Linked DNA regions of Mus musculus: region 1 is linked to region 2. The links are chromatin loops, found by intact Hi-C in ENCODE. Cell type or tissue: left cerebral cortex. All regions are shown on one strand. Each heading gives the region's core, and the rest is flanking DNA. Links, peaks and the distances in the headings are about the cores only.

Region 1 (5,879 bases), core at 563-5,562, 51 kb after region 2:
AGTAGTAATTCCTACAAAGCAATTCTTTTCATTTTCTGGCTTTTGAGTTTCTTACTGCATTTTACAGATGAGAATTACTAATACTGTGATAGCTTAGACAAATTATTGTGTTGAAAAAGTTCACATGATGTTAAACTTACCTTGGTAGAAGAACACCCCTTTAGAATATTTGTAAGTGTTGATTATGTATTTAATTCACAGTCTCTCCAAGACGCCAAGTTCATTTTTACAGTAAATAGCTCATTGTTTTCTTAAAAGCAGATATAGATGGCGGTGGGTGGAGAAGAGCAGCAAGATGTATCATTAAAGTATGTAGCATTATTGAGGTGTAACTGACATGTGGACCATATTTCAAGTACATATCATTTGGCAAGTTTTGACATATGTGCAGTGGTGTGAAGCCACAGATGAGCGTGTGCTTCACTCGCAAGTGTCCTTGTGCTCCTTTATAGTTTCTTCCTTCCTGCCCCCAAACCTAAGCAACAACCATTGTTTTATTTTTAGTATATATTCATCTCCATCTTCTCAAGTGTTACATAAGTACTGTCACCTCTTTGTTTGCCTTCTTCCATGCAGTGTAGCTGTTTGGGTATTCACCTATGCTCTCTGGGCAGTAGTTTCTTTTTTAATGCTAAGTGTAATTCACTGTGTGGATAAGCTGAATTTTCTTTTCTAGCCAACAGTTCACGGACAATCAGAGTGCATCTAGTCTTAACCTCTTCTCAAGAGAGCTGCAATGAAGATTTTTGTGGAAGAAAATATGTACATAGACACGTTGCCTTTGCTGTTGTGTGAGTGTCTGAACTACTTGATCATATGGTAGATGCATGTTTAACTTAAAAAAAAAAGCCTACAATATCTTCCAAAGTAGATGTGAGATTGTGCATTCCCACCATGAAGGCTCTGCTTGCTCCACATGCTCACCAGCATTGAGTACTTAGAGGATTTTCCCAAGGGATGGTTGGGACAATTATGTGAATTGCTACATGTTAAAACATAGACAGGTCAGAATCTAGAGGGCAGAAGTGACAGTGGAGCTAGCTCTCAGTCTTCAGTAAAGTGGGGGAAAAGGACCCATGGTTAAAACTTCATGAGCCTCACATGTGTTGCGGTAAGGATGGACTTCAGAGCTAAAGGGAGATGAAAGGTTAAGATGACAGAATCTGGAACATGAATATGAGGGCTTAGAGTTGGGTATGAAAAAGCCAAAGGAGACAGACAAGACGAGAAAGACAAGGCTCTGGGCTCCTGTTCTCAGGCTGCCTACCTGTCTGCCCCATCCACCTCCCAATGCCCAGGAAGATACAGTATCTATAATAGTATCTATGAGATGCTATTGATTGTCCTTCCTATACTCCTGCTTCTGCTGCAGGTAACTAAGGATAGCAGGCAAGAAGCTCCCACTTAGGAGATGGCCAGAGAGCACTTCACAGAAAGCTAAATAGGAGAAAACCAAAACTGCAGGGACATCTTTTGGGTTGCGATAGGGTTCACTCTGTGCTGATAAGGAAGGGAGAGTTGCACGGTGGTCAGGTGAGTGTGGAAACTAGGGGGACATGGTCTAATTAGCAGCAAGACACTCCCAAAGTTCACAGTGGCAATTCCACATCGGCCATGGCTTCCAGCAAGCAGACGGTCAAGAACAGCAGCTGATAAAACACACATCAGAAGCGGACTGAGGAGGCTTCATCCTCCCCTAACTGGGTAGGAGGCACATGAATAGCACTTGATTATCTTCCTGGTTGGGAGAGGAGAACACATGAAGAGCATGTGGGCTCTCCATGGGCTTAACTCATAATAGCTCAGAGAACTAACCAGTCTTACACCAGTGACCTCAGCCTTTATGCAGTTACTGCCTTAATCATTATAAGAAGCACAGAAAAGGGAGTTTGGTGAGTTTTTCAGCATTAAAAACCATCCTACGATGGGGAGCCCCTATTAATTTTTCTTCTTACCTTCCCTCCATTTCTTACTTCTCTCTAATTCTCCTTAATAAAGTTTCCTTCACTCTGCACACTCCCAGGAATATCTAGTGTCTTTCATCTTCATTGGTATGAGAGAATGAACTCGGAACCCTCTGTCCCACTTTGACCTTCAGTGACAGTGAATATTCATGCCCTGCTGCACCCTAAATTCTTGGGTCTTGCATGACTAGGCCATGAAAGTTTCATCAAAATAAAAAAATAAATAAAAATATGAAAACTCATGCTGTCTTTTTTGAAGTAGAACAATTTCAATCGTTTATAGTCCTCAATAATTTTCCCCAGCATGTCTGCTTTAAGTTAAAGCACACGTTAGCATGGCTCTTGTCTCCCCCATGCCTTTTGACATGAGGACCATTTTACTAAGTGGCATTAGCGTTCAATTGCCCCAGCCTCAAGTCTTACAGTAGACTTATGCTAATTAGACTGGTAGTGTGTGTGTCTATCTTAATGATGTAGCTAATACAGGGCCCATGACTCTCTGACTAGATGAAAGCTTTTACATCCTTCAAATCTCACACTTTGGACTCTTTGGCTGGTCCGAAGGTTTAATTCAAAGGGTTGAGTATAACACCACAAATGTGCCTGGTATTTTCTTATGTCCTGTTGTATAACTTCCGGGAAAACAGATGTCTGCCTACAATGCCACCCAAGCCTAACTTAGCAAATTGGTGGATTTGTTGGGGTTGCTTTCAGGAGTGTGGCTGTGGATTGACTCAAAGGCAGCTGCATCACTAAGAAGAGCACTCCAGTGTGGGAGATGGGTCACAAAAGCTGTATTCGTGGAGCTCCCTACACACAGCTATGCCTGCCAGTGTCTCCTCTCTCCAACAACTGTTCACTACTTTGTATATAACCCTGGAGAAAGGCTTTGTGAACCTTGGAAATTTCAAGTTTCCTGAGCTTACTAAATTTCATCAGCTATCTAGATCTCACCAGCCTTCACTCTTACTGAAGAGAATGTTCCAAGGAAATAGCTACCAGAATAATTAGCTCCCTTTCCTCAAAGCTGTAATACCATAAAATGTTCTGTGACTCTCATTTCTCTGAGTACATGTATGTATTTGCATGCTTAATCTCTCCTATGTCCCTAAGATCCAGATGGAAGATGAGCTATCTACCCACTTCTGCTTCATCAAAATTTGTCTTTATCATGGAGATGAATTTACTGCAGCACAACATTTATTTATCTGACTAATTAAAGTTTTATTTTACTTTTGAGCCGAAGCATGCGCACTATTTTAATGATCTCTCCTGGCTGTTTCTAAGAACAAAACTATCAGCAAAGTATGGCTGCCTATATTGGGTGAAATGTATTTTACATGTCTTCTTTTCCCGAGGTTTGGTAATCACAACAAAATTCTGAGAACTCTTATAGTCTATTTATGGCCCCCAGAAATGAATGTAACTACAAATACCTTCTTGCTTCTAAACCAGAGAGGATTAGTTAGTGCTCTCAGAACAATACTTCTAGAAAGTAGCTTGGCTCTCCCAGTTGGCGATTCCTGCCTGCCAAGCGGATGCTTTTGGGTCAGCATCCATTTGTCTTTCTGAATTATTCAGTATCTGTTATGTAAAAATGTGTGGACTTCACTCTCCTAGCATGTAGGAAAGCTCTTCACAAGTACTGCTTTACAGTTCTAAGAGGCAAGTGCTGCTCAAAATGGCCTTGGTCCCTGCCCTACTTTTGATTCTGTGGCTGTGATAAAATATCCTGACGAAGCAACTTTGGGGAGGAGAGGCTTATTTGAATTCACAGTTTGAGGTTACGGTGCATCAGTGTGGGGAAGTCACAGCAGAGGCGGGAGCTCGAGACATCACAGCACATCTACAGTCAACAGAGGCAGAGTGAATGCAGGCATGCTTATTTTCTCTTATACAGCTCCTGCCCCACAACACGGAATGGTGCTGCTACTTTGGGGCTTCATTTTTCCACATTAATTAAGACATTCAAAACAGTCCCTAGTAGACATGCCCACAAGCCAATCTGACTTAGTTCCTTATTGAGAATCTCTTCCCCCATGATATTGTGTTGTAACAAGTTGATAATTAAAACTGTCACAACTCACTACCCTTTCAACCTGATACACAAACACTTCTCTTTATGTCTCAAGTTTATCTCCTAGTATAAAACATAGTTCAACTTTTATAAGTCGTCAGAATCTTTAAGAACTCCACAATGTCAGATTTCACTTTCTCCCATCTCAGTCTGCACAGAGTTGAAGCTCCTATTTCTACTAATAGAAGTGTTCACAGGGTGCATAGTGGCTTCCCCCAACAAGAACCAAAAGAGCTACAGAAGCAGCAAAGATTGTTTTCTGAAATAAATTGTCCTTGGCTTTGGATTGCTACAAAATGACCGCAGACCCCTCCTTTACTTCACAAATGACCCAAACAGTGGCATCAGGCAATTAAATATTATTTACATTCTTCCTGCAGGTCTCAGTCCTCTACAAAAGTAGGCAGAGCTAATCAAACCTTAAAGCATGGCTCAGTCAAGAGTCTTGGCCAGAGGCTTCAGAAAAATAGACACTCAGATCCCCCATCACCTTCAAGAACACAAACTAAAATGATCCTTTTTGGAGTGCTTTATGGGAGACTGTGCTCATATAAAGATTTAATAGCAGACCCCAAGAATGGATAGTTGCTAAAATATTTTACTAATTAGGAACGATTTCAGAGGGCAGTGAGAATTTGCTATCCAGGGCTTCTCAGCCTCAGATCTTAAGATCAAAAGCTAGGAACAGGTACTAATAAAAACCTGCAAAGAAGGCTCCCTGTCATAGCAACTTACTCTAAAATGAAAGGGACCCTATATTGTCATCTTGGCTGCTCCAATGGCAGTGAAGGTAATTGGGATAGCTGGCTTTATCTTAACCCAGTTAAGTCTGTCCTATAGACTCCAGAACTAAAAGAGCCAACAGAATACTCCTGTGTGACCACTGAAAATCTATACCTGCTGTTTAGAAAGCAATTGGTAGATAAATGAAACAACTCATGATGGTGTCAACTTGCCCCTGACCCTGGTAGGGTCTTAGAACAGAGAGTAACTCTGTGAGTCCAAGCCTGGACGTATGTACCCAAAGCTGCTACCAGAATTCCTTATTGGCCATGCACAGACCTCCAGAAAACCACACTTTACAGTTTATGCCATCTAAGTTGACTGGCTCACAAATGCACCCTCACTCCCAGATTTTTTAATAAGAACTCCTTTAGGGAGGTCCTTTCTGCCTTGGGGTATGTAAGATCATATATTTCTATGGCCCAAGACAATGCCTCCCTGACCCTACCAATCTCTGAAAACACCAGTGCTCACAAACGAACAGTACTTTTGATCCCACTGGCAAACACTCTGGGTGGATTGGTAGGAGCAGGCAGCTTTGCAGTGGTGGAATCATATATCGAACAACAGTTAAAAAAAAAAAAAACCCAAAACAAACAAAACAAATCCGCAGGACTATGAAAGAGATGAGCAGAGAATCTAGCTCAAAGTAGAAATCAAATAGATTTCCTGGCAGGAGTAATCTAAAATAGCCTTAGACGCAACTCACAGCAGGGCAGAGCCAGGGTTGCTTATAATTCCAGGAAAAAAAAATGTTCCTTTTATGTTAATACAGCTAAGCAAGTATAACAAAATATCAAAAACACCCTGAGGAGTTGAAACAATTGAAAACGCCTCTCTGTTTTTGGAGTCTGGGAACCTGATGTAGTCACTCTTCCAGTTGCTAGTAGATGTAGAAGGAGGAATGCTGAGCGATCATGAATATATCAGAGGCAGGCACAACAATGGACTTGAGGCGATACCTTACCAGCCATGAAGGCTCTGGGAGGCAAGAGAAGATAGATGCCAGTCAGGCAAGAGAAAAAAGCCTTTGAGCTTATGTGGAGTTGTCCATC
Region 2 (5,879 bases), core at 522-5,521:
ACTTGGAAGTACAGTTTAGTTCTTTATCTGGTACCTTCTGGGTATTCAGTGTTTGCTGTATGACTGAGGTGGCATGATTACAACCCATAATTGACACCCACTTATTGGCCATAGCTCATTGTACCTCAAGTTTAATCAAGGAAACCATTAAAAGCACTGACCTACCCCATACTATTATAATGGATGTTCACATCAGCACTTAATTCAAAAACTTAACTGTGAATTCTTTTACTTTTAAGTTAAGAATATTAAGCATACCTGCTCGGTATCTTTAATGTCCTTGGAATTGGAGGTCTGGTTTTCTCCCATGACTCCAGGCTGCTCATTTTCCCATGGCAGTTTATTTTTCCCCTTTCCAGCACTTAAAACCCTTCGGGTACAGATAGTTGGACTGTAGGATCCATAAAGTTGCATGCTGTCCCTGGTGTGGTCACCACAGTAGCAGTGTGCACTCTGAGTCCTGTTACCGGACATAAGCCAGTCTGTATCTGCTCCATGTGCCAAATGGCTTGACCTGCCCTGGGCCGAAGACGGCATGAGTATTGCATACTCCACAAATCCCTGTTCTGTTAGCCGTGGAAGAGTTTTTCTGGCCAATCGGGCCTGCACGGCATTCATCACCCCATCGCCATTATCCTGCAATTCAACAGTATCTACAGCTTTAAAAAGAACATTGGTTTTACCTGAGCCCATTGATGATGCCAAAACAGCAAAGGCCTCTAAAGCTGCCTGGCGTACCCTGCGTTTGCTATCCACAAGAGCTGGAGCAAGATCAAAGGACAGTTTGGGTAAGTCAAAATCCTCACTGGGGTAGGTCAGGAGGGAACAGATGCAAATGTTCACTACTTCCTCCCGTACTCTGGAATGCTTATGTTTAAGGTTTTCCAGGAGCAAAGAAAGCACCCGCTGAGGACCCACTTCTTTCATTAGCTTTAGGAAGATTTTCATGTACTCCTGCTTGATCACCAACTTGTTGTCTGCCAGCACTTTCACAGAAGCCGCTATAACTGGTCCCAAGAACTGTTGCACCTGCTCTCCCAGGCGAATGACCAGCAAATGGAGAACTTGAAGTGTGCCATGGACCACTTTGAAATTGGAATCGTCTAGCAAGTTATACAATAAGCTAATGAAACCAACGAGACTAGCATGAGGGGTCGAACTTGGGTTAAATTTTCCCAGCAACTGCTTTAGTTCTTCAACAGCCTGAGTCCTGTTTTTATAATCTTCCTGATCCAACAGTCTTGCATGGAGTTCCTGGGGAATAATCTCAAATTTAAGATTGCTACTGGAAAGATTCACTACACACGGGGCAGCATCTTCAGAAAACCCGGAGGCTTCTAGCTCCAAATAATAAGGAACCTGACTTCCATACTGGGACTCCAGGCGGCGATTGTAGTGCCTCCTCAGTGCAGAAGGCAAACGCGAGATGTAGGAGTGAAACCTCTCTTGACCAAGTCGTTCTCCAATTTGTTGAAGTGAAGAGAAGGCTGTCTCGGATTCTTCTTCCATCTCCTGATCGCCAAGCTTTCGGGCCAGAGATATTATTACTTCAGTGAGATCCAAACCCTGCAACAAATCCTCAGGAGTGAACAAGATAGGGAGCAACAGCGCAGTGGAAGCTCTAAGCCGGGCATCTGGACTTTCCAGGCCTTGGATGAGAGTTCGCAGGACCTGCCCAGAACTACGCCTAAGACAAATATGCAGGATCTGCAGCGCATCTTTCCGTAGGGCAGGGTTATCTTCTCGTAACGAGACAACGAGCTGAGGCAAAAGCGCTAAACTGAAGGCCTCTTCCAGCTGACCCGCCTCGCCCTGACCCCGAAGAACGTCCGAGAGAAGCTGCAAGCAGAGCCTCTTCTCCTCACTGCCGCCTTCCACAAGCACTCGGCCCAGCGCCCGATATAAGGCTTCCTTGCGGCGGGGAAAGCCAAGCCGGCCGCCTCGCCGCGGCAAGGCAGCCTGCAAAGCCTGGAACGCCTCGGAAGGATCCGGTGCGGTGCGCAGGAGTTGAAGAAGCCGAGTCTCCTCCTCATCTCCGCCCGAGAGCCCACTTCCAGGCCCGGACCAGCTAGTTGAAACAGCCTCCGCCGGTAACAGGAGGGTCGAGGCCAGAGGCGACGGCGTCGCGGGGCAGGAGCCATGATCCCCGGCAGCCCCACGGCAGTAATAGTTTTTCTCGCCTCTCATGGTGCCCCCGGATCGACGACCATCAGTCCCTGGGGCGTAAGGACGACAGCGGCTCAGGAGGCGATAGGAACCAGGGGTCGCAGGAGGCGGCAGCGGGAGCAGCTCGGAAGGCGCGGCCGCCATGGAGGGTCGTCAGGTAGCGAGAGCTGGAGGGAACCATTGCCGTCTTGGGAGGGCTGGATGAAGCCCAGCCTTCCAGTTCCTCTCCAAGCCCCGAGCTGCAGAGGAAGAGAAGGAACGGCTCCGGTCAGCTGCCAGGCCGCTCGGGCCTTCCACTCCCGGAGCCAGCCTCCGGCAAAATGGCCCCCGCTGAGCCTGGGACCCCACAGGCGCCACCCGGCGTAACCAGGGCCACCACGTGACCAAACCGAGCGCTTCCATGGTGATGCACCCAGAGCGGACCTCTTGACCCGGAAACCAATCTGCCGCGGTGGATGCTGGGTTATGTAGTCCATGTAAGGACTTAAAGCATAGGCCGAAGATTCCTGGAAGAGGAAGTCTGAACGTAGCCAGAATGAAGAGGCGGGGTCAAGGCCTTAGACGGAAATGACGCTCCCTTGTCCGGGGCGGAAGTTTTCCACCCCACCCATAAGAGTTGAGGTTTGACGGGAGCAAGAGAGGATCCCATCCCGGGTTCCAGTTTTCCGTGGCTCCTCCTCCTGTTGCTGCAGGTGTTATTCCTGGGACTCAGGTATTTTCCTTTTGCTATTATACAGTGGTGCAGGCTTTGGTGGTGTGTTCCCCGAGTGCCCCAGGAGCCAGAATGCGAGGCAAAGAACTGGACCAGAGCAGGCAGAGAGAGACGACATGTTCTGCACAGTGCTGGTTACCATTGTAAACGTTCTACTCACTGCTGTCCAAAATAAGATTCTTTCTACCTGCAGCCTGCTTAGTAGTACAGGAGAACCTAACCGAGGCCAAGCACACAGAGTACTTTTTTAAAAAAGACTTTCTTGTCGTTGGGGACCTTCCTCGCCCCGCCCTCTTCTCCCTTGCCTCCTTTTCCTCTCTTCACCCGCTGGCTATGGAGTGTTAAAGGCTTCTGTCCCTTTTCATTGTCCGCATCACCAAGTTTTCTTATAGATAGGTAGAATCAGTGTTTTCCCCTTTGCATTAAACGGAGTGCTTAAAGCCTTTATCTTTTAACTCCTCTGTGGGACTTTTCCTTTCGCCCCACCTCCACCTTTCCCATCTCCCCTAGGATACTCCAGAGTCTCTGCAGTCTTTCAGTCTCCTGGAGACGGAGATCGCTAGACAATTTCAGTTGTGGTGCAAGTTCTTAGCATTACAGTCCTAAGAGAATTCTGCACAGAGGATTTAGGTTGATAGACATTATTTTAAGCAAAATGAGAATTTGATAGCTGATGAGTGTTTTTTTTTTTTTTGTAAAAGAAACTATAAATAGACTCAGTTCAACTAAGAGTATCTCCTATACGGCCACACCCCTTTGGGGCATGAAAGAGCAACTTTTTTGTGTGTCTGTATTTGAAACATTAATGCTGAATTACTGTATAGCCCAAGCTGGTCTTGAAGTCTTGACCCTCCTATCAGTCTTCTGATTGTTGAGATTACCAGTGTGCACTGTCAAACCAAGCTTGAAAACAGATTTGTTGTTGTTCGGCAGACTTTTAAAAGAAATAATACAATTACTTTTCAGTGAGAAAAGACTGAGTTATAATTTGAAGTTCCAAGCTTATATTCTTCAAATGCAAAAGTATTTCTGTCCCTCTTTGTATTAAATGGATATCTCTCAATTTTTATTTTATTTTATTTTATTATTTTGAGACTGGGTTTTCCTGTCTAGTCCTAGTTGTTCTGAACTCCCTGTGTAGACCAGGCTGGCCTCCAACTTAGAGATCTGCCTGCCTCTGCCTCCCAAGTGTTGGGATTAAAGCCCTGTGCCACCATACCCAGCTATATTATTTTTTGAAATCTTGAAATAATTGAGTCACATGTATCAAAGTGCTTTATAACAATAATTAATACTCCTGGTGATGCAAGTTGAAATTGTATTTATTAGTTTTTATTATAACATAATTAAAATGTTCTTAATTTTTTATTTTGGAAAAAGTATTAATATAAATGAGGCTGTATAACCATGTATCCTGTGCTTTGGTTTAAAGCTTTGGTGGGTTTCTTCACTTTCTTTTATCTTCTGTTTTGTGGTTTGCTGCTGCTGTTCTGTGTTATTTCACTGTCCTGAACACTGAACCGAGGGGCTTTGTTCATGCTGGGAAGTGTTCTGCCACTGAGTGTCGTCCACAGCCTTCATTCATCATTTGGATGTATAAGTAGATCTGCCTGAGTTTGGTTTAACACATGTATTTTAGTAGAAAAACAATAACAGACGTGCTGCTGTCCCCACCCATTTTCTATTTTTAGAGAGAGTAAGGATGGAAATGAAAACCAAGAGATGATTATAATGCTGGTCAGTGAAAAAGAATGAGTACCGGATGGCTGGGTGTAGGTCTTAGAGAGCACTTGCCTAACATGTGCAAGGTTCTGAATTACACCTACACTATTATGGGAGCTTGGAGGGACAGAAAGACAGATTCTCATATCCAACCTCAAAAGCTTACATGCATACTTCTTTTCATGTATGCTGAGACTTCAGGAACCCAGTCCACATGAAAGGGAACAGGAGACTGATGTATACAGTAGAATGTCCACATTAGAATGTCAGTTTATGTTGAAGTAGAAGGTAATTCTTTCTAGTCACCAGAATTTTCAGATTGAAAAATCCAGCAAACTCTTCATGTATCTAAGGACTTAGGAAGCCAAGTTACTAACCAGACTGAGGTTGTGTTGTAATCAGTATCAAAGAAAAGGAACTTAGGAAGTCTTGGATAATGTTTCATTATTGGTTATGGCATAAATATAAGAATTTTCCTTTCCCTCTGCAAAGAACACTACTGAAGAGACATGGATCCATAAATCAAGCAATAGTCCTATTATTTTCCTGCAAGCAAAGCAAAATGAGTCCTCCTTTCTCTCAGGTCCCTGTAGCTCAATGTGTGTTACAGATTGTAATTTATTTATGTCTATTACATTATGGCTTTTAGAAAACTTGGAAAATGCATTAGTTTCATTGTGGCTGTTTGGGGAATTAGACTACACTGTCACCTTTATTAGTACCTTTTAAGATGATCTTATACATAAATCTTATTTAATATATTTTATTTATATCTATTAGAAGTACTTAAGTTTCTTCTAATCTTATTTTTGAAGTCTAGGAGTCCTTTCTGTATTTACTAGAAAAACATTTGTATGTAATAATAGAATTAGATAAAGAACAGGCTTTTCTCTTCTTTTGGTTTTTCAAGACAGAGTTTCTCTGTGTAGCCTTTCCTATTCAAGAACTCACTTTGTAGACCAGGCTGGCCTTAAACTCAGAGATCTGCCTGCCTCTGCCTCCTAAGTGCTGGGAATAAAGGCTTTGCTTTAAAAGAAAAAAAAAGTTTAATAAGATAATAGGAGTGCATTTTTTTGTTGTAAAAGTAAACCTCAGAAATTTGAATAGAAATATTTAGGGCCATACTAAAAGTTGTAAATTTGAGTGCAGCAAATTTTAATGATTTCAAAATATTTTAAACAAAGTTAGCAGATTACAGGAAGGTATACCTCATTCTTTGAGGTGTATTTAAGTAGCGTAAACACTGTTTCTAGAGCCAGAGATAATGAAGTTGTTGGAT

Evidence for each region. Hi-C counts contacts between places; a loop is a spot of excess contacts. Peaks named below come from ENCODE experiments on the same cell type or tissue, not always from the same donor. Only the 100,000 strongest peaks of a DNase experiment are listed, where the experiment ranks them.
Region 1: it touches region 2 in a loop (3-fold over the local background); 8 of 42 quality-filtered maps call a loop at or near these places.

Annotation. Positions count from the first base shown.
Region 1 is chr12:64,910,976-64,916,854 of GRCm38, reverse strand. Gm51965 reads left to right here. Exons shown (of 2, transcript XM_030247022.1): 2 at 677-2,205. Among named protein-coding and RNA genes, the nearest start is that of Gm527, 4.0 kb to the left of the region's middle. In left cerebral cortex, for the core only: no CTCF peak of the experiment used is centred there; DNase peaks (open chromatin) are centred at 2,614 and 3,633; H3K27ac peaks cover 433 bases.
Region 2 is chr12:64,962,408-64,968,286 of GRCm38, reverse strand. It overlaps Klhl28 (kelch-like 28), which reads left to right and starts at 2,751. Exons shown (of 5, transcript NM_025707.3): 1 at 2,751-2,878. It overlaps Togaram1 (TOG array regulator of axonemal microtubules 1), which reads right to left and starts at 2,545. Exons shown (of 20, transcript NM_177805.3): 1 at 259-2,545. The coding sequence starts at 2,310. In left cerebral cortex, for the core only: CTCF peaks have their summits at 2,238 and 2,452; DNase peaks (open chromatin) are centred at 829, 1,570, 2,001 and 2,620; H3K4me3 peaks cover 3,067 bases; H3K27ac peaks cover 1,573 bases.